Linked DNA regions of Homo sapiens: region 2 is linked to region 1. Evidence: read pairs that join two places in POLR2A ChIA-PET (ENCODE). Cell type or tissue: B cell. All regions are shown on one strand. Each heading gives the region's core, and the rest is flanking DNA. Links, peaks and the distances in the headings are about the cores only. Region 1 has its middle 46 kb from the start of ANP32A. Region 2 holds the start of MIR4312 (microRNA 4312).

Region 1 (5,382 bases), core at 60-5,059:
ATGGTACACCTGTATAGGGCAGCTGCATTATAGTCTTTTGGGGCCATGGTCATTGATGTGGTGTGCTGTTGACTGACACCTTGTTATGCAGTGCATGTCTATACATTATTTACACCCACTATTGTTAGCCACCACCATTACTTCACATACACACTAAACCTAAGACGTTAGCTATGAGATTATGAAGCAAAACATTTACATCTCTCTCACTTTCTGTGTGTGTGTGTGTTAGTTTAGGAAGTAGGTATCAGAAGAATTCCTTTTTTTTTTTGAGACGGAGTCTCGCTGTGTCCCCCAAGCTGGAGTGCAGTGGCTCAATCTCAGCTCACTGCAAACTCCGCCTCCCAGGTTCATGCCATTCTCCCGCCTCAGCCTTCCGAGTAGCTGGGACTACAGGCGCCCGCCAACACGCCCGGCCAATTTTATTTTTGTGTTTTTAGTAGAGACGGGGTTTCACTGTGTTAGCCAGGATGGTCTCGATCTCCTGACCTCGTGATCCGCCCCCCTCGGCCTCCCAAAGTGCTGGGATTACAGGCGTGAGCCACTACACCCAGCCAAGAATTCCTTTTTTGTAAAGAAAGTCCAAAATAGTCTTTGCTGTCACTAGGAAAATATAAATTATTCAGTCTTGTATTTGACCTAAGTGTATACAAGATGTTGTGTACAGATTGTTCCCTCAAGTAGCTGAACATTTCCCTACTTTATTTTCAAGATGACATCTTAGTTTTTAAATAATTAGAAATAGTGAATAGGAATTAATGCTGGAGTGTCCTGAATATCTTGCATCTGATTTGGCAATAAAAGACAAAAGAAAGGCTGTACTCAACTCTCAAAACTTGGTGCCAATATTATACATCCAATAGTATTATACTTAGCGTGCCCAAATTAGCACATAACTTATAATTAAGTGTGTAGTTGTTTATCTCTACTCAGTGACAGGCTGTGAACAGAAGGTGACAATGGTGAGGATTATATTGTCATTGTTCTGAAGAGCAATCAGAAATTATCTGGTTTTTAAAAAATTCTCCTTTTATAAATGAACAGAAAGTCATTCTGTTCCATTTTTAGGATCCAAACCAAGAAAAAACTGTATCTGATATATAAATTACATACTTGGGAACAGCTTAAATCTCAGAGTTATGAAATGTCTTAACACCTTTTATATTTGGTATAAATAAGATATTTTGTTGTTTATTGAGCTGATCAGCTTACAGTTTAATATGACCAGATATCACCCAATTCTCTTACCCAGCCTGGCAGGGCAGGAATGATTACTCTCTCCTTGCTGTCTCATGGCACTTCATACATAAACGCCATATGGCACTGTCCACCAAGTGTCATCGCCACAGCTCACACTGCTGCATAACTGACTAGACCAAATCCTTCAAAGGCTGAACCATTTCTCATTTCTTTCCTGCATCTCCCAGAGTCACTGCCATATAGTAGACATCAGTATATAAGACACATTTGTAAAATACATGTGTTTTATTGAACTATCTGGACCATTCCTGAGCTTCTTTGGATTTCAGAGGCTATAGATTGGGTGTGAAGCTCCAACCCATCTAACAAGTAACTTGCTAAGACTGAGCTTTAGGTAAAGCCCAAAGCAAGAGCAGGTTCTATAGTGGGCCCAGGTGTGGCACAGGCCATGCTGCCTGGGGCTCAGGACTGTGATCCAACAGATCCAACAGTACTCAGAGGTCTGTGGTAAAGAAAAAGGCTGTATGGAACAGGGAAGTCCCAATAAGAGAACCCTAGCATAGTCCCATAGTATTTTAAAGCAAAGCTATACCTTCCTGAGCTGACAACTAATCTTACTTTGAGAAGAAGACCCTGGTTTACCTCAAGGACTTTGTAGATTCTGAACATTTGACTATTTGGTTGTTTCTCCAGAAAGCCAATTGTAAGATGGGGTTTGATGGACAGATGGTATATTGGAGACTGCGTTTTGGAGCAACAATCCATTAGAGAGTAAGAGAGACAGAGGAAGAAGGTGAACTGTGATTGTTGCAACAGAGGCCTCAGCTGCTCACAAAGGGAACTCAAATTGGGATGTCCCTATTGAGTTGTCCTGCCTTGAAAGGGAACAGGTGCCAGTGTTGCCATATCAACCAGGTATTAGATGTGGGAACCATGTAACCTCGGGCAAAGCTGTTCCCGTGAGCTTTGAGAAATTTCACAGGAAGCTCAGCTGTGGCAGCCTCTCAATCCTAGATTGGGAGATGTGAGCTGAGTACCACAGTATCCACTCTACCATAAGGCTGAGTGACTATGTGGCTTGAGTTTCCCACCATGAAGTGAGTGTTCTCTGATCCTCTAAGTCTTAAGGTTTGGTGTCTGCAGAAACAAACTTATCAAATGGAGGTGGTATCTGTGAGATCAGGTTCAAGTAGGTCTGGAAGGCACATGCAAGTTACATCTGCCACCTTGAGCTACAGTGCTGGTCCTCCCTCAGTTCAATCTGTGCCCTTATGAGGAACTTCCATTGCCCCATAGACAGAACTGAGAGTAATTCATCTGGTTGTCCACTGCAGATGGAAGGAGAATGACCTGGTAAATGAAGAGATCTACCTTGAGTTTTAGGCAGTGGCTAACACTTTGGCCACCTGGTTAGGAACTTGGTAAAAACAAGATTGTAAGATTGGTGACAATAAAGTCTGGGTAAGAGTTACGAGGATGGATATATGAAATAGGCCTAGAGTGTGGGGACATGTGTGCCTCATGCAAATGTTCACCAGAGGGCATCCATTGTAGAGGAGGCTCTTAAAGGTGTCCACATCAAGCAAATGCAATTATGGATCTATCTTGGAGCAACTAATAGCAAAAACCAAGACTGAACACCATTTCCTAGGGCGACCAGTCAACCACCCACTAGCAATTTTGTTATATTGTACTTATCAATTTGCCCTGATTGAAATAAACACCTATTTGAGGGTGCTGGTTTGTCTTCCCTGACCACCATGCATTTGCCAACATAATCATCCATGATGCCTTTGCCAACATAATCATCTGTGGAGTTAGAGAAAACCTTATTTACCATCATTAAAACCCATACAATATTTATTTATTTATTTATTTTTACCAAAATACTTCATAGCAATAAAAGCAGTGAGCCAAGATCACACCACTGCGCTCCAGCCTGGGCACCAGAGCAAGACCTTAATCTCAAAATAAATAAATAAATAAAAATAATAACTGAAGGTCCTGTTAACCATTATTAGAAAAAAAGAATGAAAATCTGGTTTGTAGGCTGTGAAACTCAGTGTGTGATTTGTTGTATTTGAGATGGGAACATCAGGTGGATATTTGGATATTCTGGTTGGGGTCCTGGGAAGAGGAAGGAATTTAAGAGACAGATTTGGAAATTTATTCTCAGGGGGGATTCAGGAGACCTCAAGCGTAATGAAAATCTCTACGAGAGAGTTGAAAGTGAAAGGGGATGGCCAAAGAAGAGGAAAGGAGTTAAAGTTCTTTCCTACTTAAAAACTTCTCTCCAGACATACACCTCCTTTACAGTGTGAAGCAAGAGCGCGTTGGCTGTCAGGAAGGAAGCAGATACAGGGAGTCAGTCTGCACCCAGCCTCAAGGCAAGTACTAGGGCGTCCTTTATTCAGTGAAGGTGCTGCAACTGAGCACCACCACACAAGGATTCTGAACCACCTGATGGCTGTGATGATGGACGATACTGAGCATGACTTCTTTCCTTCTCCCTCAACCCTGGCGGTAGGGTCTTCACGTGGGATTAAAAGTAAAAAAATAAATAAATAAAGTCCCTTTCATGACTTTAAAATGCTCAGGTGGGCCGGGCACGGTGGCTCACACCTGTAATCCCAGCAGTTTGGGAGGCTGAGGTGGGCAAATCACTTGAGCTCAGGAGTTCAAGAGAGCCTGGACAACATGGTGAAACCCCTTCTTTACTAAAAATACAAAAATAGCTGAGCGTGGTGGCAGGCGCCTGTAGTCCCAGCTACTCAGGAGGCTGAGGCAGGAGAATCGCTTGAACCCGGGAGGTGGAGGTTGTGGTGAGCAGAGATCACACCACTGCACTCCAGCCTGGGTGACAGAGTAAGACTGTCTCAAAATAAATAAATAAATAAATAAATAAATAAATAAATAAATAAATAAACGTTCAGATGTATGTTTGTTCTACTTATATATCTGTCCAACAAAGAAAATTAATAAAATTAAAGAACATACAGTAAAAATTATTCATAATCCCACCCCACAAAATAATTAACTACAACTAAAATTTTTATATGTGAATACATACATCTATTAGCATAGATATAATAGATGTACATCTATTATATCTACTTGTGAGTGCAAATAGATATAATAGATATACACTGTTAGAAAATTAGAAATGAGAATTACATTGAAAAATTTTTAAAGTCACCTAGATAGACTCCTGGAGACTTTTTTACACCTATGCTTGCATATCTTTTTTTTTTTTTGACCAAAAAATGGAATCATACCATACACAATGTTCAATAACTCTCCTTAAAAATATGCTATCATTAATCATTGTTATCACCATTATTAGAGTTATTAATTATTGAGACATATAATTTCAGGGAGTTATCATTACTCCCATTTTACAGCTAAAAAATTGAGGATGACAGATGTTAAGTAAATTGCGATCTGGAGCAATTTTAACCAAGTCTTAGAGACTCCAAACCCATGCACTTAATCTATGTCAATAAATACTCATTTAGAATGTTGGTTTAAAATTAATTATTCAATAAATTAAAGCTACAAATGCAAAAACTGCAGTTCAATTTAAAATATTAATCATGCTCTTATTCTCCTTATACATCTAGAGAAATTTAATAATTGCTTATAAGGAGCTTGGATTAATTTTGGTCCCATTTACAAATTTAATTAAATGCTTTATTTCAAACTGAATTTTAAAATTTAATATAATAAATTTCTTTTTTATGCATTTCAATTATCTCATTAACAAAGAGATCCTTCCAGTGTCTTTAAGTAATACTTCAAATTTAATAAGTTAAATATAAATTGATGAGTCTTAAATGCCTTTAATTATTCCTCTATTGTTTATCAAATAAGTGAGATTTAAACATTAATAACAAGTTTAAACCAAACTCATTTACACGTTGTAAGTTAGAATCTCAAATCTAGTATGCTAAATGCTATTAAACATTACCAATATCTAAAGAACCAAACAGAAACAAATTCATTAGCACATAAATATTAATAGTGCTTGTTTAATTTACTTCTTCATCTTTAGGCTTAATTTCAAGTGTCTTGACTCAAAACATTTATCCAGTTCCAGTTCATGTTTTAAAGGAGTAGCCTGTATTGAACTAATTCTTCTACCAGTAACAATTACAAATTCTGAACAAAACATAAAAAGACAAC
Region 2 (5,382 bases), core at 328-5,327, 66 kb after region 1:
GGAGGCGGAGGTTGTAGTGAGCCGAGATTGTGCCACTGCACTCCAGCCTGGCAACAGAGCAAGACTCCGTCTCAAAAAAAAAAAAAAAAAAAAAAGTTTGTGAAATAGAGCACATAAAACCAAACAATATGTGTGAGATTTAATGATTTTTGTCCTATTTTTTTTCTATTTATTATTTAATACTTTCAGGGGTATCCTAGTAAAAGCGACTTTCCATGTGCCTGCCTGTGCCTTTCTGTGCCAGGGTCTTAAGAAATGTGTGTGGGTTTCCTCTGTGGCTCTGACACTCCATCAAACACCAGGGCTTGTGCACGCAGGTGAGAAGCATACCCAGGTGCCTCAGAGATATTGAAGAGGGTCTGGAATGTGGGAGAGAGGCAAATGGCTTTCCAATAAAAGTAGGCTAAGACATAATTAGGGGCTTAGGTGCTGCTTTAAAAAATAAGTAGCAGTGTATTCCAGACTCCTCTAAGAAAAGAGAATTGCTCATTGTGGAACAGGCATGGCAATGCAGTGCCTTTGCCTGGAACACCTTGCTGCTGCCATCACTAAGACCCATTCTGGGACAAGAGGAGGCTTACCCCTTATTGAGTATCTGCCATGAGCTTTGTGTGGTCCTTGCTTGCTAGGTACTTGGCAAGCATTATCTTTTTTACCTTTTAAAACACCCCTGAGGTGTAGGTAAGGCCACCCATTTCCTGACAGAGATTGGCCTACAAAGGTCAGATGGCTTCCGGGGCACACTGAGCGGCCCTTGTGTGTCGGAATGTTCCCTTCTGTTTGTCCCTTCCAGGCTGGACACTTTGGGAGCAGAAGTCAAAGACACCTTTATCATTGTACCCTCAGCACCTGGTGTAGTGCCTGGGATTTAGTAGTTCTGAGGAGCGTGTATTGAATGAATGGAGGTTAAGTAACTTAGACATTAGATAGTAGGACTCTGGGCTGGGCACAATGGCTCACGTCTGTAATCCCAGCACTTTGGGAGGCCAAGGTGGGTGGATCACCTGAGGTCAGGAGTTCGAGACCAGCCTGACCAACATGGTGAAACCCCGTCTCTACCAAAAATATAAAAAATTAGCCGGGCATGATGGCACATACCTGTAATCCCAGCTACTTGGGAGGCTGAGGCAGGAGAATCACTTGAACCTGGGAGGTGGAAGTTGCGCTGAGCCGAGATGGCGTCACTGCCCGCCAGCCTGGGCGAGAAGAACAAAATTCCGTCTCAAATAAATAAATAAGATAATAGGACTCTGAGGCTGTATGACTGCCACCCTGTAGGTCAGAAATGGGATCTGATTCCAGCTCTTATCCGTAAGCTAGGTGAATGCAAACTGACATGCCCAAGCTTATTGATATTGCAAAATTATTTATTACACAAAAGATTGGAAGCAACCCAGATACTCATCAATAAGAGACTGGTTAAGAAAAATGATGACACACTATGTAGTTGCAAAGAAGAAACGAAGAGGGTTTTTATGTACTCTTACACAAACTCCATGAAAAAAAGGCAAGGCAATGATTAGTATAATATGCTAGGTTTTTAATAAAAGAGAGAAGAAATAAGATTCTGAATTTGCTTGTATGTGTGTGAACATTCTAGAGAGATGCTTAGCAGGTGGTATAGTTGACTGGGCAGACAGAGGATAAGATAGGAGGGAGAGTTAACTGTATATCTTATATATTTTGGTTTTAAAACCATGAGAATGAATGTGTTAGTCAAAAAATTGAAAAGGAGAAAAAAAAAGAGGTGACCTTGAACCAGCGAGTCCACTGACCTGTGTGTTAGCCTCCCTATCCGTATGGTGAGGCAGTTGGACCAGATTGAGACTCCTTAGTCTGAAGTGGAATGTTGTGAATATTGTATTTCTCAGGCTTTCATGGACTTTTCCAGGAGATCCTGACCTTGTGCTAGGGTAATCTGCAGTCCCTTCCGTTGGTAGCCTGGCCTGGCCCTCTCAGGATGTTTGAGAAAGGTTGGGGGCACAGAGAGCAAGGAGCCTTCCCCAGAGGAGTCAGGCCTTGTTCCTGTCCCCATTCCTCAGAGTTTATCCTCTGAGCACACACCTCTGGTGTGACTCAGTTGGTTCTTCCTCCAAAGTGAAGGATTACAGTGAAGAGAGACTGTTCTGGAGCATTCTGGCAAAGTGCTACAGTTTAATAGGAAGGAAAAAAATGGCAGAACATTTTCCGGGTTATTTTTAATGCTTTTCAGTTCTGCAAACATTTATTGAAAGCTAAGTGCAAGGCAGTGTGGGGGAATCAGTTGCATAATACCTCACCTCTGCTTTCTGGGGTGCAAAGTCTTGGGTAAGAAACATGCTTATAAAATTTATCATAGTAACCTCTAGGACAGCCTGGCTTACCCATGATCTCATTGGGTCCCATGGAGACAGGTGGGATTGGTAGGGACTCGTCCCATTTTACAGGTGAAGAAACTGAATCTCAGTGAAGTCTTGTCCAAAGCCACACAGTTTGTAAGCAGTAAAGCCTGAAACCAAACCAGATCTTCCGACTACTTCTCATGTGTCCAAACCCCCATAATCAAAACATTCTCCCATAGGAGATGTCCGGGGTGTAGATTAGGCCCATTTCTACCTGGAAACATGGGGCAAGCACAATCCTGATTAAAGCTTCTTCTCCTTCACTTTTTTCCTTTGCTTTTTTTTTTTTTTTTCTTCTTCTTCTTCCTTTAAGGCAGAGCAAGGTAACTCTTAGGCTTATGGCCAGATCTCAGGTCTTAACTACTTTCCTGTGGTCTAAGCAATTCTTCTTGCATTGCCTGTGAAACCCACTATCCTACCACCAGTTGCATGTGGAATGTCCCCTGTGGGTAAAGGTGTGTAACCTACAGCAGCCTTCTCTCCACCCCAATCTCATGCTGCCACCTCCTTTCTTCCCTTCCACAAATTCTCTCGTACCCACCTGGCTTCCTAGCTGTTCCCCAATAAGGCCAAGCATGCCACCCACTCAGGATCTTTGCCCTGGCTTTTCCTTCTTTCTGTCTGGAAGGCCCTCCTAGTTGTTGACTTGGCCTTACGTCTCTGCTGAAAGCTCACTTTGGATAGGCCTTCCTGGTTACCCTCTCTAAAGTAGTGTCCCTTGTCACTATTGCTTTTCTGTCCTTTTCTTTTCTTTCTTTTTTTTTTTTTTGAGACGGAGTCTCGCTGTGTCGCCCAGGCTGGAGCGCAGTGGCGGGATCTCGGCTCACTGCAAGCTCCGCCTCCCTGGTTCACGCCATTCTCCTGCCTCAGCCTCCGGAGTAGCTGGGACTACAGGTGCCCGCCACCACACCTGGCTAATTTTTTGTATTTTTAGTAGAGTCGGGGTTTCACCGTGTTAGCCAGAATGGTCTTGATCTCCTGACCTCATGATCCGCCAGCCTCGGCCTCCCAAAGTGCTGGGATTACAGGCGTGAGCCACCGCGCCCGGTGCCTTTCTGTCCTTTTTTTTTTTTCTTTGCAGCATTCATACACATTATATACATGTGTATACATTTATTGGTTTATTCTTTGGCTCCCCTGCTAGAATGTAGATCTGTGAGACAGGCACCTAGTTTTGTTTACCACGGTATCTTTAACACCTAGCATAGTACCTGGCATGGCATGTAGTAAATACTCTGTACGGACTGTTGAATGATTGTATCGGGCCTGCATCCTAAAGCAAGTAATGCTTAAGAAGAAAGAATCAAATCATAGCATTTTAAGAGGGGAAAAGACTCAGAGCTCTCTTTGCAGGGCTTTATCATACAATATTATTAATTCATCTAATAAGCATCCAGCACTCTTTATGTATGAAGCTCTTTGCCCACGGTCACTTAACAGCCTTGTGATTCATACAGGGACAGGAAGCTCCCAAGTTTTCAGAGCAGCCCATTATTTTGTGAGACAGCCATAATGATCTAGAGACCTTCTTACAAAGTACACTGGGGAGAAAGCTGTCTCTTTATGATTCCTGCACTCTGATCTTAGTTCTTGAACCACTGGAAAACACAATAAACGTACATGACATTCCTTCAAATAAGTGGAGAGAGATAGTGATCATGGTCTCCCCTACCCTCAAGCCTAAACATCACTAGTTCCTTCAATTGTTCTTCTAGTATCCCAGTTTTCAGATGCCTTCCTACCCTGGTTGCCTTCCTCAAATTTGTTCTTTAAATTTTGGAATTTCAGGTCTAGTCCTGTCAGTGCAGAGTGTTTTGGGACCCTGACCAAGGAGCCCTGGTCCATCCCACGTGTTCCTATCAGCACAGCCTTCGATGGCTCATCTGTGTTGGCTGCCATGGTAGAAGCCTCCTTCATGAGCCTCTGATGAAGACTAAAATCATTAAGTTCCTTTTTACATTGTCTCGAGTCATGTGGACCCTCCCTGACTCTCTTCATAGTTTTTTGGTTTGGGGTTTGTTTTTGTTTTTTAGCATTTTGAGATTAAAGCAGCCATAGACTTGTGAACAACAATGAACTCAACCTGCACTCTTTTTAAAAAACAACAAGTGTAGGTAAGGTTCTACCACCAAACCCAGATGAAGAGGATGGAACTCTGGAAGTTCAGCAATACCTGCCAAGCCTCCAACTCCTTTCTTCCCTCATCGTGTCTTTCTCTGTCTGTGTCTGTCTCTCCCTCTCCCCTTCCTTCCAGCAGCCCCTCAGTTCCCCATAGTTTCCTTGCTTTCCCTCATTCCATTTCTTTTATTAATCCTCCTTCCAATTAGAAATATGGAGTTAACATATACTGCTAGCATTTCTTGCACTTCCTTCACTAATAATTTTTGCCATACATGTGTAATTCACAGATTTAAGGAAGCTGCACATTTCACACTTGTCTAAGGGAGAAATAACTAATGTTAAATTGCTTCTTATGTGTAGCCCCTGGCTAATTTGTTTTGTGGCCTTGGATAGAAAAAACTTTCAGCCCCAGCCTTAGGTTCTTCTGCATGATTGGTTCCCATTTCTGCCCAAATCAGCGATTTCCCATTGGTGGTTGGACAACAGGGCTTCAGTGCCGAGGCGGCGTTTGCTCTGCTTCTGTCATTGCTGATGCTGCTGTCATTTTGCATAGAGGTGGCAGGGAAGGAGGCCAAGGTCGAGGTTTCTTCTGTGAGGCCATTTAGCTTTCCCTGCCTCTTCTCCACTTGCAGCTCTGCATGGATGTGTGGAAGGTGGTGGTGGGGAGAGCAGGGGCTGAGCTCAGGTCTGGGCTCTTCCTAACAGCTAATTTTATTTTCCACCTTTCTTTCCTCTTGCTTCAAGGAGGATGGAGAGTCCTGTGACTTTGAGGGTGTGGGCCCTAAGTTTGGAGTCTTGAGAGAATGGCCTAAGGTTCGATTCTACAGTGGGGTAACTGTGTAGCCTTGGGTGAGTCACAGAGTTAGTTTCCACCCAGCTT

What was found. Peaks named below come from ENCODE experiments on the same cell type or tissue, not always from the same donor. Only the 100,000 strongest peaks of a DNase experiment are listed, where the experiment ranks them.
Region 2: POLR2A ChIA-PET joins it to region 1 with 8 read pairs; 14 of 35 experiments call an interaction of 5 or more read pairs at or near these places.

The regions. Positions count from the first base shown.
Region 1 is chr15:68,864,432-68,869,813 of GRCh38, reverse strand. No RefSeq gene overlaps it. Among named protein-coding and RNA genes, the nearest start is that of ANP32A, 46 kb to the right of the region's middle. In B cell, for the core only: no CTCF peak of the experiment used is centred there; no DNase peak of the experiment used is centred there; H3K27me3 peaks cover 492 bases.
Region 2 is chr15:68,798,512-68,803,893 of GRCh38, reverse strand. All of the region lies in intron 1 of ANP32A (acidic nuclear phosphoprotein 32 family member A), which reads left to right. It overlaps MIR4312 (microRNA 4312), which reads left to right and starts at 1,969; the gene lies at 1,969-2,044. It overlaps ANP32A-IT1 (ANP32A intronic transcript 1), which reads left to right. Exons shown (of 1, transcript NR_026808.1): 1 at 1-73. In B cell, for the core only: no CTCF peak of the experiment used is centred there; no DNase peak of the experiment used is centred there; H3K27ac peaks cover 1,398 bases.